Regions from separate parts of the Homo sapiens genome. Here region 2 is linked to region 1. Evidence: read pairs that join two places in POLR2A ChIA-PET (ENCODE). Cell type or tissue: CD4-positive, alpha-beta T cell. All regions are shown on one strand. Each heading gives the region's core, and the rest is flanking DNA. Links, peaks and the distances in the headings are about the cores only. Region 1 holds the start of MIR24-2 (microRNA 24-2). Region 2 holds the start of YJU2B (YJU2 splicing factor homolog B).

Evidence for each region. ChIA-PET counts read pairs that join two places held together with the same protein. Peaks named below come from ENCODE experiments on the same cell type or tissue, not always from the same donor. Only the 100,000 strongest peaks of a DNase experiment are listed, where the experiment ranks them.
Region 2: POLR2A ChIA-PET joins it to region 1 with 12 read pairs; 19 of 35 experiments call an interaction of 5 or more read pairs at or near these places.

Annotation. Positions count from the first base shown.
Region 1 is chr19:13,834,031-13,839,395 of GRCh38, reverse strand. MIR23AHG (miR-23a/27a/24-2 cluster host gene) reads left to right here. Exons shown (of 1, transcript NR_036515.2): 1 at 1-4,880. It overlaps MIR24-2 (microRNA 24-2), which reads left to right and starts at 3,037; the gene lies at 3,037-3,109. It overlaps MIR27A (microRNA 27a), which reads left to right and starts at 2,879; the gene lies at 2,879-2,956. It overlaps MIR23A (microRNA 23a), which reads left to right and starts at 2,737; the gene lies at 2,737-2,809. RefSeq lists enhancers at 125-224, 445-664, 695-804. In CD4-positive, alpha-beta T cell, for the core only: no CTCF peak of the experiment used is centred there; DNase peaks (open chromatin) are centred at 585, 2,325, 2,955, 3,525 and 2 weaker places; H3K4me3 peaks cover 1,977 bases; H3K27ac peaks cover 3,932 bases.
Region 2 is chr19:13,744,959-13,750,323 of GRCh38, reverse strand. YJU2B (YJU2 splicing factor homolog B) reads right to left here and starts at 2,429. Exons shown (of 10, transcript NM_030818.4): 1 at 2,370-2,429. RefSeq lists a silencer at 2,139-2,448. In CD4-positive, alpha-beta T cell, for the core only: no CTCF peak of the experiment used is centred there; DNase peaks (open chromatin) are centred at 1,653 and 2,503; H3K4me3 peaks cover 1,892 bases; H3K27ac peaks cover 1,249 bases.

The DNA of each region.
Region 1 (5,365 bases), core at 366-5,365:
AAGTGCACCATGATTGGTAAAGGGGACCCTGTCTCCTGGGCACCTGCATGGCAGCACCCCTTCCACTCAAGACCCAGACCTTTTGTGCCTGCGGGGATGGGGAGTGGCCTTGGCCCCGGCCCTGGGCTCTGTGCAGGGGAAACCCCACAGGAAACGAGCCTGGCCAAATGGCCGCCCTTCCCGTTCTCGTCCCTGGGACACGAATGTGCTGTCTCACTTCCGGAGGCGGCCCAGGGAGGCTGGCCGCCCTGCGGGGCCTCGCCTGCTCCCAGTTGGCGCCTCCAGACCCTAAGGGGACAGGGCTGGGCTGGGGCCTGATGGGAAAGAGTGGCTGGTATGTGTGTATGTGTGTATAGGGAGGGGACAAAACAGGACATCACTCGCCGCCTGTCTCGAAGTGGTGAGCGCCACCACATCGGGCGGACACTGGGGTCCTGGTGTGAGACACCCACGTTTCCGTTATCCTTTGCCTTGGCAAAGACAGCAGCAGCTCTGTCGTGATCATGTTTATCACTCATGGGGTCCTCACCATGACTTATGAAGTCCATACTTATTATCCCTGTTTTGCAGATGGGGAAGCTGAGGCCCAGAGAGGTTGAGTGACTTGCCCAGAGTCACCCAGCTCAGAAGCTGCAGAGCTGGGGCTTTCAAATCTGGGCAGACTTGGGCTCCAAAACTGGAGTCTGCTAGCCAGGTGTTGGGCTCTTATCAAAAGAAGCTCCACTCACTAAAGACTTAGGGCTGGCTTCATGCATTTGTGAAACGGGCAGTCTCACGGCAGCCCTGCTTGGAGGGACCTGGAGGTTAGTTTAATGTTGCACTGCTGGGGTCATGAATTTTTTTTTATTATTATTAATTTTTTTGTCTTGTATTGCCCAGGCTGGTCTCGAACTCCTGGCCCCAAGCGATCTTCCTGTCTTGGCCTCCCGAAGTGCCGGGATTATAGGGATGAGCCACCGCGCTCAGCCTGAAATTATTTTCTTTTTTTAAACTTGTTTTTGTTTATTTTAGAGATAGGGTCTTGCTCTGTCACTTAGGCTGGAGTTCAGTGGCATGGTCATAGATCACGGCAGCCTCAAACTCCTGGGCTCAAGCAGTCCTCCCACCTCAGCCGCCTGAGTAGCTGGGGCTACAGATGTGTACCACCACTCCTGGCTGATTTTTTAGTGAATTTTTTGTGGGCCAGACACTGTGGCTCAGGCCTGTAAGCCCAGCACTTTGGGAGGCTGAGGCAGGCGGATTGCTTGAGCCCAGGAGTTGGAGACCAGTCTGGGCAACATGGCAAAACCCCATCTCTACAAAAATTAGGGCCAGGTGTGGTGGCTCACGCCTGTAATCCCAGCACTTTGGAAAGCCGAGGTGGGCGGATCACCTGAGGTCAGGAGGTCGAGACCAGCCTGGCCAACATGGTGAAACCCCGTCTCTACTAAAAATACAAAACTTAACTGGGCGTGGTGGCGGGCACCTGTAATCCCAGCTACTCGGGAGGCTGAAGCAGGAGAATTGCTTGAACTCTGGAGGTGGAGGTTGCAGTGAACCGAGATCACGCCATTGCACTCCAGCCTGGGCGACAGGGCGAGACTCTGTCTCAAAAAAAAAAAAAAAGAAAAGAAAAAGAAAAAATTAGCCGGGCATGGTGGTGCATAGCTGTAGTCCCAGCTACCCCGGAGGCTAAGGTGGGAGGATCACTTGAACCTGGGAGGCTGAGGCTGCAGTGAGCTGTGATTGCACCCCTGCACTCTAGCCGTGGCGACAGAGTGAGACCCTGTCTCAAAAAAGAAAAAATATTTTTTTTTTTTGTAGAGATGGGGTATTGTCGTATTGCGCAGGCTGGTCTTGAACTCCTGGCCTCAGGTGACTCTCCTGCCTCGGCCTCCCAAAGTGCTGGGATTACAGGCGTGAGCCGCCATGCTTGGCCTGAAATTCTTAGTTTTCGAACTAGAGGACCACGTGTTCATTTTGCACCGGGTCCTGAAAATCCTGTATCTTGCCCTGGTGCTGGGCACTTACTGAGTGACATACATACTCGGTGACATCTCACTGGGCTATGCAAAAGAGGCTCTTGGCTCCATTTTACAGATGGGGAAACTGAAGCTTTGGAGAGTCTTTGGGAAACTGTGGAGCAAGGATTTGAACCTTGGGCTGTTTGGGTGGAGAGGCCTGTATCTTGGAGCTTGGATCCTGTGCTCTGGGGGGCGGGGGGTGCGTGTCTAGAAAGAGAGGGGGGTGCCTTGCTGCCGGCATCCGCCCTGGTGGGTGTGGGCTAAGCCCTGGCCACTGAGGAGACCGGGCCACGGGGGGGGAGGCCCTGGTGGTTTCCTCCTGCCCTCCAGGCTTCTAGGAAGTGGCGCCAGCTGGGGTGAGATCACTTCCTCACCCGCCTGCCTGGCCCCCCTTGGCTTCCTCTCCCCATGGCCCCATTTGGCCTGCCCAGGGCTCAATGAGGGGGGAGCTTGGCCATGCAAGTTGCTGTAGCCTCCTTGTCCCGCATGGGCCCTCTAGGTATCTCTGCCTCTCCAGTCCTGGGGCTGGAACGGAGGGCACAGCTAGGCTCCAGCTCCCCGTGTGGTGGCTCCTGCATATGAGAAAAGAGCTTCCCTGTGATCAAAGGAAGCATCTGGGGACCTGGAGGGGAGGTGTCCCCAAATCTCATTACCTCCTTTGCTCTCTCTCTCTTTCTCCCCTCCAGGTGCCAGCCTCTGGCCCCGCCCGGTGCCCCCCTCACCCCTGTGCCACGGCCGGCTGGGGTTCCTGGGGATGGGATTTGCTTCCTGTCACAAATCACATTGCCAGGGATTTCCAACCGACCCTGAGCTCTGCCACCGAGGATGCTGCCCGGGGACGGGGTGGCAGAGAGGCCCCGAAGCCTGTGCCTGGCCTGAGGAGCAGGGCTTAGCTGCTTGTGAGCAGGGTCCACACCAAGTCGTGTTCACAGTGGCTAAGTTCCGCCCCCCAGGCCCTCACCTCCTCTGGCCTTGCCGCCTGTCCCCTGCTGCCGCCTGTCTGCCTGCCATCCTGCTGCCTGGCCTCCCTGGGCTCTGCCTCCCGTGCCTACTGAGCTGAAACACAGTTGGTTTGTGTACACTGGCTCAGTTCAGCAGGAACAGGGGTCAAGCCCCCTTGGAGCCTGCAGCCCCTGCCTTCCCTGGGTGGGCTGATGCTTGGAGCAGAGATGAGGACTCAGAATCAGACCTGTGTCTGGAGGAGGGATGTGGTGGGTGGGGTTGGCTGGGCCCAAATGTGTGCTGCAGGCCCTGATCCCCAACTCTGCAACTGGGGACCCCTGCATGGCCACAGCTCAGGCTGGGCTGTGGTGCCAGCATAGATAGGTGGGTGAGTGGGTGGCCCTTCCATTAAAAGGGAAGCCAGCTGTGTCCTTTCCGGGCCTGGAGGCTTGGCCCCTCCTCTCCCAAGCCTGGCAGGGGCACTGGCCCGGCCCGCACCTTCCTAGCAGCCAGTTACCCAAGAGGAAGCTGCCTTGGGCCTCCAGACCGTTAAATGCCAACTCCTGGCTTCCGGTATCAGGCTGGGTTGACCTGACCTGGCCCCTTCTTGCTGGGCCCTGCAGCTTTCTAACTTGCCGGGAGGAGCAGTGACACCCGCCCCACATGTGGGGCATGGAACAAGTTCCTTGTGGACCCAGAAGGGACACAAGCAGGTGTGCTTAGTCCTGAGGCGCTGGGAATAGCTGATCCTCCCTGCCTTGAGGGGGTTCTCAGGGCAGGGAAGAGTTAGGACTCTGTTTTTTTTTTTTTGTTTTTTTTTTTTTGAGATGGAGTCTCGCACTGTCACCCGGGCTGGAGTGCAATGGCTCGATCTCGGCTCACTGCAACCTCCACCTCCCCAGTTCACACGATTCTCCTGCCTCAGCCTCCCAAGTAGCTGGGATTACAGGTGCACACCACCGCACCTGGCTAATTTTTGTATTTTTAGTAGAGACCGAGTTTCGCCATGTTGGCCAGGCTGGTCTCGAACTCTTGACCTCAGGTGATCTGCCCGCCTCAGCCACCCAAAGTGTTGGGATTACAGGCATGAGCCACTGCGCCCGGCCAATTTTTTTTTATGTTTTGTAGAGACGGGGTTTCGCCATGTTACCCAGACTGGTCTTGAACTCCTGACCTCAAGCAATCTGCTCGTCTTAGCCTCCCAAAGTGCTGGGATTACAGCTGTGAGCCACCGTGCCTGGCCTTTTATTGTTTGTTTTTGAGACGGAGTCTCACTCTGTTGCCCAGGCTGAAGTGCAGTGGTGTGATCTTGGCTCACTGCAACCTCTGCCTCCTGGGTTCAAGCGATTCTCCTGCCTCAGCCTCCTGAGTAGCTGGGCTTACAGGCACCCACCACCATGCCCGGCTAATCTTTGTATTTTTAGTAGAGACGGGGTTTCACCATCTTGGCCAGGCTGGTGTGATCATGGCTCATTGCAACCTTGAATTCCTGGGCACAAGTGATCCTCCTGCCTTAGCCTCCCCAGTAGAGCTGGGACTACAGGTATGCGCCACCACACCTGGCTAATTTTTTTAATTTTAATTTTTGTAGAGATGGGGGGGCAGGTCTCACTATGTTGCCCAGGCTGTTCTCGAACTCCTGGCCACAAGCCATCCTCCCACCTTAGTCTCCCAATGCGCCGGAATTACAGGTGGCTCAGGTGTGAGCCACCGTGCCTGGCTTTTCTCCACTATCTTGAAATCAGATGGGAGGAGGCTTTTTTCTGGGTGGGACTGAGGAGGCACACTGAAGTCCCCCAGGTCATCGGGGCTGGGCCATTGCCTTTTTCCCCACCCTGGGTAGTCGTGGACAGAAGCTTGGGATGGGATGGAGAGGAGAGATCGTGCTGTGTGTCATGTCTGTTGTTCAAGTAAATAAAAGTTGCCCTGACTTCATTCCTGAAGGTCTGGTCTGTGATTCACTCCTGCCTCCCATCGCTGGAGTTTCAGCTTTTGATTGGCCTGAATTTACCATCCTGGCACTCCGGGCTCCTGCCTGCCCATCCCTGCCCCACCTGCTCTGTGCAGCAGGGTATCCTGTGCTTGGAAAGGTGACCTTGGGGGTGTCCTGGATCGTGGGGTGACCATGAGGGAAACCCTAGAGTGGAAAGATTTTCACATCGCTGATCAAGGGAGGATGGAAGCTGATCTGAAGTGGTGGTGGTGGGGTGACCCTGAGGGAAACGCTGAGCCTGAGGGGTGACATGTGGCGATAACCAGGATCTGAGGGTCTTGAGCTAGTGACATTTGGGGGCAACTTGGACCTACGGGATTACTCAGGCCTCAGGGGAAGATTTGGGGTGCCTGGTATCTGAGAATGCTGGAGGGGAACTTGGGTTTGAGGGATGTGACATGAAGGAAACCCCAGTTCTTAAGGGGGG
Region 2 (5,365 bases), core at 249-5,248, 89 kb after region 1:
ACCGGGAGGCGGAGGTTGCAGTAAGCCAAGATGGCGCCACTGCACCCCAGCCTAGGCTACAAAGTGAGACTCCGTCTCAAACAAACAAACAAAAAAAACCAATGAACTCATCTAACCATCCAATCCATAGTCACTTGTTTCCTGGAATTCTGATCATATCACCCTGTGTCGGTTTATGTCTCCCCCGGCAGGTCACACTGTGCCATATCCCTAACACCTAGGACAGTGCCAGGCCCAGATAAATGTCAACTGGGTAAACAACTGAGATAACTGAATGAGGCTCCATAAGGGTCACAGTCAGTGCAGGTGACACAGGTGGGAAATGCAGGGGCTCCTCAAACTAGGGGTGGTGAGACCCCCTCTCATGTTTGGAAGGGAGGCTTTTAGGTCATATAGAAGGAAGTTCTTCACGCCTGTAATCCCAGCACTTTGGGAGGCCGAGGCGGGTGGATCATGAGGTCAGGAGATCGAGACCATCCTGGCAAACACAGTGAAACCCCGTCTCTACTAAAAAATACAAAAAATTAGCTGGGCGTGGTGGCGGGTGCCTGTAGTCCCAGCTACTCGGGAGGCTGAGGCAGGAGAATGGCGTGAACCCGGGAGGCGGAGCTTGCAGTGAGCAAAGATTGCGCCACCACACTCCAGCCTGGGCGATAGAGCGAGACTCCATCTCAAAAAAAAAAAAAAAAAAGAAAGAAGTTCTAGTTTACACTAAAGAGAGACTCTGTGAAGCAGTGAAGGGTATTCTAGAACAGAGATTGGCAAAGTTTCTCTGTCAAGGGCCAGAAAATAAGTATTTCTAGCTTTTTAGGCCAGATTATCTCTGCCCCAACAACTCAACTCTGCTTTCATAGCTAGAAATCAGTCCCAAACAATATATAAATGAACGGGCGTAGCTGCATGCCAATATAAATTTTATTGATGGACACAGAAATTTGAATTTCACATAATCGTCATGTCACAAAGTATTATTCTTTTGATTTTTCCCCAACTACTAGAAAATTTAAAACCATTCTTGGGGGCCGGACTCGGTGGCTCACGCCTGTAATCCCAGCACTTTGGGAGGCTGAGGCAGGTGGATCACTTGAGGTCAGGAGTTCAAGACCGGCCTGGCCAACATGGTGAAACCCTGTCTCTACTAAAAATACAAAAATTGGCCAGGCCTGGTGGCGTACGCCTGTAATCCCAGCTACTGGAGAGGCTGAGGCAGGAGAATCGCTTGAATCTGGGAGGCGGAGGTTGCAGTGAACCGAGATCACGCCACTGCACTCCATCCAAGGTGACAAGAGTGAGATTCTGTCTCCAACAAAAAGAAAGAAAGAAGCTGATGGAAGAGCTTCTGATGGAGTGGGAGTGGTGTAGTGAGGTGGTGAGGCAGTGGTGCAAAGTCCCGGATATAAACTGTTCTACCCTCACCTTAGTCTTGTATCCTCCAACTATAAAGTGTGTCCTTTAGATTGGATTATTCCAAGGTCCCTTCCAACCTAAAAATACTTTTGCCAACAAAATAGCTAAGTGCCCCTTGAGGCGTTAGGGGACACGGCTCCCTGGGCTTGAATCCCAGCTCCACTCCTCATCAGCTGGGTGACCTTGGTCAGTGACTGCGCTTCCCTGGGCTTGTATTTCGTCACCGGTAAAGGGCGAATGACGACGACAAGACTGACTTTCTGGGGATGCTGTGAATCAACTAACCCACGGGAAGAGCCTGCAAAGAGCAAATACTCCGTTTACAGGAGCTCGAGGGTGTGTGTGTGTCTTAAGATGGTTTTGTTACCCCAGTAAATGGCAGACGGGGCTATCGGGTGGGCGTGTAGATATCTCCGGTCCTTGGTGCAAAAGTAATTACCGACCCTGTTTGTCCTGGGCTTACGGCTTGGGCTCGGAGCTCCACCCTGCTGCTTCCTATCTGCTTGACTTGGGGCAAATTGTTTTCTCTCTCTAAGCCTCATTTTCCTTATGTGTAAAAATGGCTGGTTAAGGCATTCAGGGCAGCGCCTGACGCCGAGTTAAACGTTTGGCAGTTTAGTCATTTCTGCTGCTCACGGTTTTACAAGAATCATTTTTATAAAATCTGGTGAGATAGGGACTTATTGGTCCCATTTTCCCGATGCAAAAACCCAGGACCCTTCAGGCATAATATGGATCCGGGCTAGGATGGGACCGGGTCCCGGGCACTTGGGTCAGAGGTCTCAGCTGGGGCCTCAGGGACTTTGGTCCTGGCTGGGACCTGGGCCGGCTCCGGGCATCTAAATCGGGTCCTCAGCTCCGCGTCCCCCGACGCGGAAGGGCGCGCCGGGCAGCTCCGAGGCCAGGGTGAGGCGGCTGCCGGACCCCCGGCCCTCCCCGCTCCTCCGCCCGCCGGCACTTACCTGCCCTCCTCCCGACGTCACGCCCTGACCGTGCCCGGAAGTGCGCGCTGAGAGCGCGGTGAACCTGGGCGCCCTCTCCGCGCCCCCAGGACGCCGGCGTGAGGCGGGGCGAGGCAGCAGCTCCACGCTGATTGGCTGAAGGACGATACGCCAAGCGTTCTGCGACGCCGGAGTGGGCCAATCCAGGAATGCCCCGCCCAACCGCGCTTACGCCAAGAGGCTCCATCCTCTGTCCAGCCCACTACGTGAGGCCCAATCCGAGGCCCGCCTCCTGGCACCGCCCTCCCAGGCGTGCTGTCCTGCGCGCTGCAGCCGGTCAGCGAGGGTGTGGTGGCGGGCCCCTGTAGTCCCAGCTACTTGGGAGGCTGAGGCAAAAGAATTGCTTGAACCCGGGAGGCAGAGGTTGCAAAGAGCCGAGATCGCGCCACTGCACTCCAGCCTGGGCAACAACAGCAAGACTCCGTCTCAAGAAAAATTATTTGCACAGGCAAGGTCTTACTATGTTGCCCCGGCTAGTCTCGAACTCCAGGGCCCAAGCAATCCTCCTGCCTCCCAAAGTGCTGGGATTACAGGCGTGAACCACTGCTCTGTTTTTGCATTTTTAAATAGTTAGGTGGGGGAAAAACTATTTTACGACTTATGAAAATAAAACATTCAAATTTCAGCGTACGTAAATAAAATTTCATTGGAACACAGGGATATGCGCTTTTGTCTGCTGATTGCTTCAAAATAAGGGCACTTGGGGGAACAGCAAATGCAGGGAAGGAGAGGTTTTCTCTGAATTTCTCTTATCTGCCTAAAGACAGAAAGAGGAATGCTTTCCTACGATCTTATTAACTAGGGAAGAGTGAAACCATTCCCAATCATGTATCCTTCTGAGGGCTGCTCTGAGACAACTTTTATTACCTGCAAGACTTTTTTATTTGCTTAACAAGACAGACTTTCTCCATCATACAATTTCTCCCCTTACCCTCCCATAACTTGTGTTACCACCATCCTCCCAGAAGCCCCAAACCCCTATTCTTTTCTTTGATACTTTTTTTTTTTTGAGAGGGAGTCTTGCTCTGTGGTCCAGGCTGGAGTTCAATGGCGTGATCTCAGCTCACTGCGCTCTCCACCTCCCAGGTTCAAGTGATTCTCTTGCCTCAGCCTCCCGAGTAGCTGGGATTACAGGCACCTTCCACCACGCCCGGCTATTTTTTGTATTTTTAGTAGAGATGGGGTTTCACCATGTTGGCCAGACTGGTCTGGAAGTCCCAACCTCAGGTGATCTGCCTGCCTTGGCCTTCCAAAGTGCCTGGATTACAGGCATGAGCCACTGGGCCCAGCCTCTCTGATCCTTTTTGGAGTCTTGTATTTTGTGGGACTCCCCTGCATAGGTACATAATTAAATATGGCTTTTGCCCTGTCTGTTTACATGTCAATTTAATTCGTAGCCCAGCCAAAGAACCTATAAAGGTGAAGGGAAGCCATTTTTCACCTACCTACAAACAGCCGGGCCCATTCATTTATCTATTGTCTATGTCTGCAACAGGGTTGAATTCAGTGGTTGCCACAGAGGAAGAGAGAGCCCAAAGAATCTAAAATATTTACCATCTGGCCTTTTACAGAAGAAGTGGGTGGATACTTCTCTTAGAGCCTTCAGATTAGCCTGGCCCTGCCTTCTGCACAGGTGAATGGCTTTTGAATTTACTTTTTTTTTTTTGAGTCGGAGTCTCACTGTCACTCAGGCTGGAGTGCAGTGGTGTGGTCTCAGCTCACTACACCCTCTGCCTCCCAGGTTCAAGTGAGTCTCCTGCTTCAGCCTCCCAGGTAGCTGGGACTACAGGTGCCCGCCACCATGCCTGGCTAATATTTGTATTTTTAGTAGAGATGGGGTTTCACCATGTTGGCCAGGCTGGTCTCAAACTCCTGACCTCAGATGATCTGCCCGCCTTGGCCTCCCAAAGTGCTGGGATTACAGGCATGAGCCACTGTGCCCAGACTGAATTTACTTTTATGCCTTGTAGGGCCTAACAGAATCTATTTGTTCATTCAACAGCTGAGCTGTTCATTGGACACCTGCTATATGTCTGGTCCTGGGGATTCAGAGAGGAAAGAACACACTCTTTTCTCAGTGATGAAGCAGACACTTCAACTGGCAATTTATCAAAGACAGGGTGAGAAGTGATGACAATATTACTACTATTCCTCCTGATATATATATATATCTATATATATATATATAGATATCTATAGATCTATAGATATCTATATATCTATATCTATCTATCTATCTATCTATCTATCTATCTATCTATCTATCTATGGAGTTTTGCTCTTGTTGCTCAGGCTGGAGAGCAAAGGCACAATCTTGGCTCACCGCAACCTCCACCTTCCTTCCGGGATCAAGCGATTCTCCTGCCTCAGCCCTGGGATTACAGGCATGCGCCACCACACCCAGCTAGTATTTTTAGTAGAGACGGGGTTTCTCCACGTTGGCCAGGCTGGTGTTGAATTCCTGACCTCAGGTGATCTGCCCACCTCGGCCTCCCAAAGTGCTGGGATTACAGGCATGAGCCACTGCGCCCGGCCTCCCCATGCTTTATTATTCGGTGCCAGGTTCCATCTCTGTTCTAAAGCCGGGCTCTACTAACAAATGAATTCTTACATAGTCATGGTGCTGCATACTGAGTGCTCACTACCCACTAGGCACCACTGAGCAATGCTTGGTGCTCACTCACACATGCATAATCTCATAGAATGCCCCTAGAAGGTAGATACTTTTCATCATTTCTGTTTTACAGATGGTGAGACAGGCCCAGAGAGGTTAAGTCGCACAGTTAGTGAGGGGTGGAGGAGCTGACCTACAACTGCTCATGCTAAACCTTGTTCCCTTGTCCTCTGAGCTATACTGTTTTGGGTTGTATGCATTTGACTTAAAAGACCATGAGACCCCAGAAAAATCTTTTTTTTTTTTTTTGAGACGGAGTCTCGCTCTGTTGCCTGGGCTGGAG